Regions from separate parts of the Homo sapiens genome. Here region 1 is linked to region 2. The links are chromatin loops, found by intact Hi-C in ENCODE. Cell type or tissue: mammary epithelial cell. All regions are shown on one strand.

What was found. A loop is a pair of places that touch in the nucleus more often than their neighbours do. Peaks named below come from ENCODE experiments on the same cell type or tissue, not always from the same donor. Only the 100,000 strongest peaks of a DNase experiment are listed, where the experiment ranks them.
Region 1: it touches region 2 in a loop (6-fold over the local background); 5 of 110 quality-filtered maps call a loop at or near these places.

What each region holds. Positions count from the first base shown.
Region 1 is chr3:127,470,882-127,475,881 of GRCh38, forward strand. No RefSeq gene overlaps it. Among named protein-coding and RNA genes, the nearest start is that of LINC02034, 64 kb to the right of the region's middle. RefSeq lists enhancers at 2,227-2,728, 2,729-3,228. In mammary epithelial cell, a CTCF peak has its summit at 2,514 (motif pointing left); no DNase peak of the experiment used is centred here.
Region 2 is chr3:126,676,986-126,681,985 of GRCh38, forward strand. No RefSeq gene overlaps it. Among named protein-coding and RNA genes, the nearest start is that of TXNRD3, 24 kb to the left of the region's middle. RefSeq lists enhancers at 1,890-2,496, 2,012-2,111. In mammary epithelial cell, a CTCF peak has its summit at 2,432 (motif pointing right); a DNase peak (open chromatin) is centred at 2,456.

The DNA of each region.
Region 1 (5,000 bases), 790 kb after region 2:
GTGAGCTGCCAGGGAGGTGTGAGGGGGAGGCAGACCAAGAAGGAAAGTGGGGGATAGAGGAAGGTCTGCAGGTGCCCACCATCCCCAGCCTCTCAATGCCTAGTGGGGAGCACTGGGTGACACTGATACTGATTAATGAGAGCCTCCTGGCCACAGGGCTCAGTTCATGGGTGGGCAGGTGACCCTAGCAGGACCAATTAGAGTCAAAGCGCCTCAGGCCCAAGCATTCTACCAGAGTTAATGTCTCCAGACCGGTCCCAGTGTGCGCCTTCCTCTCACCCCCACCATGTGGTTATCACCACATCCCCTCCCCTGTAGGTCCCCTCTCCAGCCCAGCTGGAAGCAGGCCGGTGCTGTTGAACCTCAAGCCTTGCGCCCTTTGGGCCAGACCTTCCTGGCTCGCAAAATCTCCTTGGGAGCAAGGCCAGGTCTCCAGTCATCTCTGATTGCTCTGCCACCTGCCCCTTTCCAGTGGACTCAGCCCATCTGATTCACACTGAACACACATTTGTTTAGCAGAGAGTGTCAGACAGAGGTGGGGACTGGGGGAGGCAGGGAGAGAAAAGGGAAATTCAATGACAGAAACACACAAATGAAAACAAAGTCCAGCTGAAAATGCTGAGTATGTCCTCGAGGCTCTCAGAATTCCCAGCCTTGTGGCTCAAAATTGAGGGAGGGAGGAAAGAGACAGGCAGGGAGGGAAGGAAATGCCAGCTGCCCTTTTCCCAATGACTTTATATGCCCCCAACTTCATGACAGGAACTTGCCACTGCATTATCTCAAATGGCCGCCCAGCAAACCTTCATGGAAGGACAGATGAGGAGACCAAGGCCTGGGCAGTGGCAGAGTGTCCGGCCTTTACATCTAGGTGCTATTTCTACTCACACCGAAGAATGGGGTGTGTGTTTGGGGTGAAGGTATACCAGGAGGGGAGAGCAATAAATCCGTAAGAACAATTAAGTGATTCCCAGAATGAATGTCCAAAAGTATGGATTATCCTAGTTGAAAGGACCCCCAAGCCACAGACTCTGGACCCTGCTTTGCAGATAGGTAACTGAGCTCCCAAGCTATCCCTATGTCCTCAAATAAGTGACAGGACCAGGAATAGGATTGGGGTCTCCCCGTTGGGTCTCCCAATCACCAGCCTGAGGCTCTAGACATGCCTGTGAGCTTCTCCTCATTCCGGAGACCCCAGCGCCCCTCCCCAGGTCAGTGAGGGAAGAGAAGAGTCCACAGAGGGCCCCACTGTCTGAGCGTGGAGCTGCCTTCCCTTTGTTTAAGCCCATTGTCTTTTGTAATTAGAAAATAAATTACTTTTTCTCAAAGAAGCATGCCTGGTTCTAGCTCCATGGATAAGAGGGATAAGAGGCAGGGTGCATCCGTGGCCTGACAGGTGGAGAGCTGGCACCCTATCAGCCCATCCCGGCACTAAGGCCTATGGAAAAGAGGGGGTAGGGGAGGGGGAAGCTGGTGGGAAGGAGGCAGGCAGAGGAGGAGGGGGCCAGGAGTTTGACTAACGCAGACCCTTTGTGTCTGCAGCACCAGTCCAGCAGCCAAGAAAACAGAATCCAAATAGTTTTTGAAAGAGGGTCCCTCGGGTTCTTACTCCAGATGGGGAATGGGTTTTAAGGTGGCCCTACTGCACTGTCCCACCACGTGTGTGCGTTGACAGCATCCAATCCCAGTGTAGTTGTCTGGCTGGAGCCTGCCGGGCCAGGGCCCCCACTGAGGAAGAGCTGGGCTCCAGCTCCTGCCCTGCCCTGCCCTCCTCCTGTGCTCACTCCGTTCCGCCCCTCGGCCTCCATGCTCACCCTCAGCACCCCCACCCTAAGGCCTTCGCCTGCTGCCTAAAGGTGTCCTCAGCCAACCTGGCCGCCCTCCCGAAGGTCTCTGCCCACCCCGTCCTTCCGTGACCTCCCACCCTGCCCTGCATCTCATTACACCTGCCTGCTTTTTTCCTCCAGAGCTCTATCCCCTTCTCTCACTCTATCAAACTTGTTCTTTTCTGTCTCTACCTCCCCATGGATGGGGGTTCACAGTCCTCACAGCAGAACTGGGGCGGCCTCGGTGGGGCAGGTATAGAATGAAGCTGTCCAGGCCTGCAGGCACCCTGTCCACGGAGGCCTCGGCCTTGGAGAGAGGCTTGTCTTCCCAGCCATCCAACTGGGTTTTTTGAGGGTTTATTTCCCTGTGTCATGCCCATCCACTTCACTGTTTGTTCCCAGCACTGCAGTTATGAAGCAGAGTTGAGCAGAGAGCAGGGCCCAGGGCTCCTTTGAGGCTGGCATGACAGAGATGGCTGGCATTGGGGAGAGATCCTTAAGGCCAGGAATCTTGGAGGACAGGGCCCCACCCCATTCCTTCATGGAGATTCTCCACTGCATCAGCTGCAGAGCTGAGTTGTGTCTGGTTTAAGGAAAGCGCCCTTAGGGGCTGGTGCAGGGTCCCCAGTGCTCCCTGGCTTACACCTGTGACCTTATGCCGAGAATTTACCTTGACCAATGAGTGCCACCTGGTGGAGACACCTGGGAGGTTACGCCCACCCTCCCATCCACCCCCGGAGGTGGAGAGCAAAGCTGGCTGTTCTGACTGAGCAGAGCACAGGAGCCCAGGCCCCTGGCCTCAGGGCAGGACAGAGCCAATGAGATTTGTTCTCCAGAACGCTTCCCCGCCCCAATCCCAGCGGGCCCCACTTGAGACCACATTCTTGCTCGGCACATTCACTTCCCTCCACTTACAGGGGTCCCCTGAGAGCTCCCTCAATAAACCAGGCTCAGGCCCTGCCTCTAAGGGGGCAGCCTAAGCTGGTGAGGGTGTGAACACCACCCGGACCCTCTCCCAGGCCCGGGGAATAACAAGCAGGAGTGTGGGAATGTCAGTTGGCAGAGCCTGAGCCAGGGAGGGCCAGGATGAGAAGGCAGGGCTGGAGGTCCCCACACAGGAGGGACCTGAGCCAGGACCAGAAGGTCAACCAGGGGCCCCAGCAATTTCTAGCCCACACAGGGCTGTGTCAGAGTCCAAGGGTCAGATCTGAGGACCTGGGCAGGATTTAGCTTCAGCACTTATTGCTGGTGGAAGCTTTGCCACAAGCTAAGAACTCAAGCCACCAGTGAGATCTTCTGAGAGACAATTACTATTCAGACCCTAAGGCCTTGGCCCTGCTGGGACTCCTGAGTCCCCACTATTAGAAAGGGCCTCAGGTGTCCCCAGCATCTGTTGTTGGAATTGTACGAAACTAAAATTGCTATGCAAAGCTGCCAGGATTGCTGAATAATAAAGTGAGCTTGGAAGTAGTCCAATGACTAATTTCTTTAATATATAAAGAGTTTCTACAAATCACTAAAAAACACAATGGAAACTTTGTTAGAAAAAAATAGGCAAATGTTAGGAGTAGGAAATACAAAGTTTTCAACTATATTAGATGTTTATTATCACTTAAAATAACATATCACAAATGCAACAAGATGCCATTTTCATCTATTAGATTGATGAATATCAGAAGATTGGATAATATACTGTCCAGTGAGGATGCACATGAGCAGACCTTGCACCCTCCAGGTGGGGTGACATTTCTATCCACTTACAAACACACTTGCCCTTGACCCAGCATCACTTCCGAAAGTTCACCACAGGTGTACCAGGACTCGAGGATTGAGGTGTGTGTACAGCGTGGTGGTGCAGCAGGACAGAGGACAGAGAAATGATCTCAGTGTCCTTCAACAGGGACTGGTCACATGGACACAGCACATCCATATGGCGAGGTCCACTGCAGCCACTTTAAAAAGAAGGAAGCAGATCTGTACATGCTGATGTGGATAACCCACATGCAGACCATGAAGATCAAAAGGCAAGCGGCAGAGTGCTCTGTATGACATGCTACTATTCGTGTGTGGGTGTGTGTGTGTGCACGTGTGTAAAATATATCTAGAGTGATGCTCATGAAACTGACAAGAGCCATTGGCTCTGGGAAAGGAAGCTGGGCGTCGGGGTGGGAGAGACACGGAGTTCTCACTGTATTTTGATTCTTGTTTCTAAGATCTTTTCAAGAAACAAAGTTTAAAGCTAAACTTCAAACAGATGTCTATCTGAGACTCAGGGGAGGGGAAGAAAACAGGAGGAGCCGAGCTAGAAGGGCCCTGGGCCTGATTCAGCAGGAGGGACTAGCAGGGAGCCCCCAGGATGTTCCTGGGGAGAGGGTGGGGAAGGAAGGGACTAGGGAAAGGGGCCCTAACCACAGGGGCAGAGTGAGTTGGGGTGCCTGTGGGAGGCATGTTGGGGGGACACAACCACTCACAGGGTCCCTTCTGGATGGAACCAGATGCATTTGCCAGGGGCCAGGTCCACTGGGGTCAGGGTGGGTAGAGGTAGACTGGCCCATCTGCTTATTAGACTTCAAGAGCTGATTCCCTGGCGGGGAGCTGAGGAGCAACTTGGAAGGATCCCCAGAGTGGGGCTGATAGAGAAACCTGGGGTTTTGAACCCACCCCAAGGACCCCCGACACACACACACACACACACACACACACACACGTCCTACTTAAAGCTCCTCAAGGCTTCCCATCACTCACACACACACACACACACAAAAAAAACAAAAACCGTTCCCATAGTCCACAGGAACCCATAAGGCCCAGCCCCATCTGCAGCTGCACCCCACGCCCACCCCATGGGCACACCCGGGAGCCCTAGCCTCTGACCCACCAAGCCCCACCCACCATGGGCTTTGGTAAGAAGGTTGCTCCTAGGATGTTCCTTCTTCCCTCACCCACTCCACCCACCACCTACCTCGTGAACTCCTCTTTGTCCTTGGAGGGAAGCTGGGCTACTGCTTCCTTGGGAAGCCATCTCGCTTTCATCAGGGTCTCGAAGTCAGTGCTTCTGGCAGCTGTCTGTGCAGTTATTTGATTGATACCTGTCTCCTCACATAAGACTACCAGCTCCAAGAGCACAGGAAGCACTTCCTTTTATTTTATTTCACTTTATTTTATATTTCATTTTAT
Region 2 (5,000 bases):
GAGTTTGCCCAGCAGAGCCTATCCTCAGCTTATTTCCAGGGTCTGCAAGGGTGACTTTCCAGCAGGCTGCCTTCCCAACACCCAGCCCCCAAGGGCAGATGGTGGAGAAATAACCCACAGACATGTAACTACCCAGATGGATGACCTTGATCAGGTCCAGGAACAGAAGAATGAAGGAAGAAGCAGAAGAAAGGAGGTGAGCAGGGGTACCAGTTAGCTGTTGCTGTGTGACAAAACACCCCAAGGCTCAGTAGGTTCAAATAACAACCGTGTAGTACTGCTCATGAGTCTGTGGGCTGGCAGGATGCTTCTGATCATCTGAGCCGGACTCAGCAGGGCTCACTTGGGTATCAGCTACACATCAGCATCTGGGATGGCTCCGCTGCTGCTGAGTGGTATCTTTCTGAGTGGCTAGCAGGCTAGCCCAGAGATCTGAAAGGAAGAGGAAGCATGCAATGGCTGTTACAGCCTAGCCTCAGAACCTGAATCCCCTTACTTCTGCCACATTCTGTGCACCAAAGTGAGTCACAGGCCAGCTCAGATCCAAGGGCTGAGAAATGCACTCTGCATCTTCTCAGGAGTTACTGCACAGTCACCGGGCTGAGGACACATATGCAAGGAGGGCTGCAAAACCATGGCCACTGTTGTAAACAACCTACCATGGGGACGGAAAATAAGGATTTTTTAAAGGTAGCAAAAAGTTACTTCTCTTACCACGTGGGATCTCTTTTCTTTTCTTTCCTTTATTTTTGTTCAAGACAGAGTCTCACTCTGTTGTCCAGCCTGGAGTGCAGTGATGCAATCACAGCTCGTTGGTGCCTCAAACTCCTGGGCTCAAGCAATCTTCCCACCTCAGCCTTCCAAGTAGCTAGAACTACAGGTACATGCTACTGCAACTGTCTGATTCTTTTTTTGTAGAGACAGGGTCTCACTATGTTGCCTAGACTGGTCTAGAACCCCTGGCCTTAAGCCATCCTTCTGTCTCAGCCTCCCAAAGCACTAGGATTATAAGCATGAGCCACTGCACCCAGCCAGATCTTTTTTTCCTCTGTGACCCGGGCAGAAATGGACCATTTTCCAGATGAGAAATCTAGACCTTCTGTGTGGTGCAGACATTGCCGTGTTCATTTCCCTATATTCCACATATAACGAAGTCTCTGGGTGGTCCCAGGCTGGAATCCAGTACATCGCTGGAGCAGAGCATTGGACGGGAAACTCTCCCACTGTGGCACGTGGTGGCAGCCGAGGTCTCCAACTGAGGCTGTCAAGGGAAGGAAGAGCTAGCTCCCCACCCGCGCCCGCTTCTTTGCTGAAGTTGATCTTTCCAGAAACCAAGCATGGAGGTTCTGAGGGTAATGGAAGTGCCTGCTCAGGCGGAAACTTAGAATTATGCCAGCTGCTCCCTTGGCTGCAAATGGAGACCTTAAGTCACCTTGGAACAGACTCGCCTTATTATCTCTGGAATCTCCTTAAATTGTATAAATGCAAGGCAGGCCGTCACTGCTTTTTTTGAGAAAGGGTGCAGATTGACCCTCGCTTTCTCTGACTTGGAAATGTCTGCCCTTCCAAAGAATCCTTAATACACAACGTCAGGGAGAAGGGGGTGGCAAATTCACCCAACGGCCAAGAGCCTGCCAGAAAAAAGGGATTTGGGACTCTGTTCCCTTCTTTTATTGGAGCCAGAGGCTCTCAGAGAGGCCCCCGGCGGGAAGGGTGGCCAGGCCCCAGAGTGTACCTCTCTGCAAGAGAAGGACAGAGTCTGGCTGGGGGTGGCCTGAGCAGCCGTGCAGCCTCGGGTTCTTAAACAGGGTGTGGCAGAGGCTCAGGCCCTGTGAGCAGCCAGGCATTCAAAGAGCTGTCGGCTTAGAGCCTCCCGGAAACACCTGCCTCTGGGGTTCTTGAACAACTTGCGCGGCCGGGAAGCTTGTACGCCCAAGATGCAGGATGCCTGTTAATCGGAGCAAGCGGGAGGACGAAAGGAAACCATGTGGCAGGAGATGGGCCCCTCTGTGTGCGCAGCTGGACTCGGCCCTTTGCTCGGATCCTAGCACTCATGACAGCTGGCCTCACGAAGAGGTCCTCTGGTTGGCCTCTGCCTCTCCGATTCCCGCACCCCTTAGAGCTAAGGCCTCTGGCACTCCTCTCTACGACCCCACGGTCCTTTCTCTGCACCACCCCACGGTCCTTTCTCTGCACCGCCCCCACCCCATCCCTGGGCACAGGGCCTGGCATCAGTAGAGGATTCTTGCGCGAATTCGGTGCACGCCGAAACATTCTACAGAACCCATTTCCACTTTCAGCTGCGTGGGCCCGGCAGGAACGCGCTCTTCCTCGCGGGCCAGGCAGGCAGCCCCTTGGGCTGGACGCAGGTACCTCCCCACAGGGCTTCTCAGAGCGCCAGATCGCAGCATGCACTTCTGAAGGCGGCCGCGAGGTGGCACTGCGGCTTCTTGGGAAACAGACAATGCGAGGTCTCCTTTCAGAGGATCTGGCCTGGGCTGCCCACTGACCCGCGCAGGCGACGGGGACGGGGCACGTGCCTCCCAGGCACTGTCAGTCGGCCACCCACAGGGACCCAGCACCTCCAGGGCCGGCCAGTCCTGCCCAGAGTGGTTCCCAGGGGAGCTGTGTTCCAGCTCGGTGCCTCCACCTCCAGGTCTTGATTTCCTCTTAAAATAAGGAGGATGACACAGATTACAAGGCAATGAATAAGAACACACTCTATGAACTATAAAGCCGGGCAGAAATGCCTGCTGTGGATGCAGGGATGAAGAGGGACAGGAGAACCCAACGCTGCTCTTAAGGAATGTCCTGGGGGCACGACTAAAACTCACCATGGGCCGAAGGCAGGGTGAGGCTTCGGAAGTGTGAGAGGCTCCGAAGGCATCCTCCTAAAAGGGAACCATAGAAACTAACAAAGCTAAGCGCTTTGCAGCTGGAACTCATTGAAGCCTCACATCTGCCTCTGATTCTCTGTAGATTCTCTACCTTAATTATCCCTATTTTACAGAAACTAAGGCCCAGGGAAGCTGTGACCTGGGGGAGCCCTCATGTTAGTGAGTGGGCAGGAGGGATGCAGAACTGGAAGTGGGGAGAGGCACTGGAGGGAGATGGGATGGAGTGAGAGAGGGCAGGAAGGTGAGAAGGATGCCTGCAGGAGGGAAGCAGGGGCAGCATGGGGCCCTCGGCAGCCCACAGCTTCTTTCCTTCTCCTCCCAGGAACTCCATCAAGGTCCCATAAAACTGGGGCCGGCACATTGGCCTCTCAGATTTGGTTACTATTCACTTGCAGAAACCACGTAACCTATAAGAATGCATTTTATTCCTCCACGGCAAAGGTATTGTCTGCTGGTAAAAGCTGCAGAGTAGTAGTTATTGGAGGTGCAACCGGTTTCTGCAAGTTCTGATATCTGGAGACAGATCAGAAACTAGGAGTCACTGGGAGCTGAGTAACTTGATTATTCCACTTCATGTGGTTTCAATTATACATTTATTTATCTCACAGCATTATTTGTGCTTCTCATCCTTCAAACGTGATGTGTGGAGCAGCTGAGAATTTTCCGAGAGGAGATCTGAGTGTGCTTCTTCCTGCCTGTCTTCCTTCCTTTTTAATGAATACAATAATTAGTGGCTAAATAAAATTCGCCCACAGGATAGGTGCATACAACTGCTTCATGAATTGGCAGATGACAGTAACGGGCAGCAAGCCTGGAAAACCTATCACACAGGCTCAGAGCACCTCTTTTGTCAACTTATGACGAAGAACATCTATAGGCTCAGGAAAGAAAATTCAGCAGCCAGGGAGTGTGGATGAATTTCTTAGGTCTGGCAGACAAGATGTTTATGTCACACACAGGACTGAAATTCTAAGCCGCAAAGATATCAAGCCTGGGCTTGGAGGAAGATCTGGAGTTTTCTTCATTTACAAAGTCTGTGAATCCTGGATTATCCCACACTTATCCAAGACACAGGGAAGCAAAAGACACAAGGCTTTTCTTATGAAAAGCAGAACAAGGAAGACTTGGGAGTCCAACAAGTGAGGTTCCAAGACCCAGCCTGCAGGAGTACGGCTAGGGCTGGAAGTTGTTGCCCATCCCACCAAGACTTGTAGGCCAACCCAGTGTATCCACACTCAGTCTCTCAATGGCAACCACTGATCTTTTTTTCTGTCCCCATAGTTTTGCCTTTCCCAGAATGTCATAGAGTTGAAATCATCCAGCCATGCTCTGGGATAATTCTTCTGTTATAATCTTCAGATTGTCAATTTCATTTTCAGCTATATTCAGTCAATTTATCAGCACATCTATTGAGATTGTTTTTCCTAATTTGGCAATCAAGCATTTAATACCTTTTTTTAAAAAACAATAGAGACAGTGGTTCGCTATGTTGCCATCTCTTCTGATACTCTTCCTCAGCCCCCTTGGGCCCCTGGTCCTCCAGGGACCACTTATGCTGCAGCATCTCTGCAGGTCACCCTCTCTCTCAGCAAACGCTGACCTTTCCTTTTGCATTCCAGGCTCTGACATGCATAGCATGTGGATTTTAATTTCAGGAATCCATAGCTAAGTTTTTTTTTGGAGGGGACACTGGCCAGACACAGATGCAAACAGGCACAAAATTGTGCCAGCCCCATGGTGGTTTGTGGGGGATTTGGGGACTTTGGGGGACCCAGTCTTCTAGCTCTATTTGCAATGCAAACACAAGGTTTCTACCTAAAGGGTATTGTTTAGTGGGGCTGACAGAGGTTACAGGAGGGATGGTAAAAGTCCCCCAGCCGCCAAGTGGGGTGGTCCCTGTTCTGATGCAGGATTCTGATAGTGACCTTGAATACAGAGGAGGTGACCCTCTCCTTGCTCCTCACCTTGGTCAGCCACACCAACAACTGCTCAAAGTGCATAGGGTATACAGAGGTCTTTCCTCAACAATCTGCGCCATTTGGCCAAGTAGGCAACTAGAATGACCACTGAAAACTCAGAGGAAGAGTGCCAATTTATAGCTCT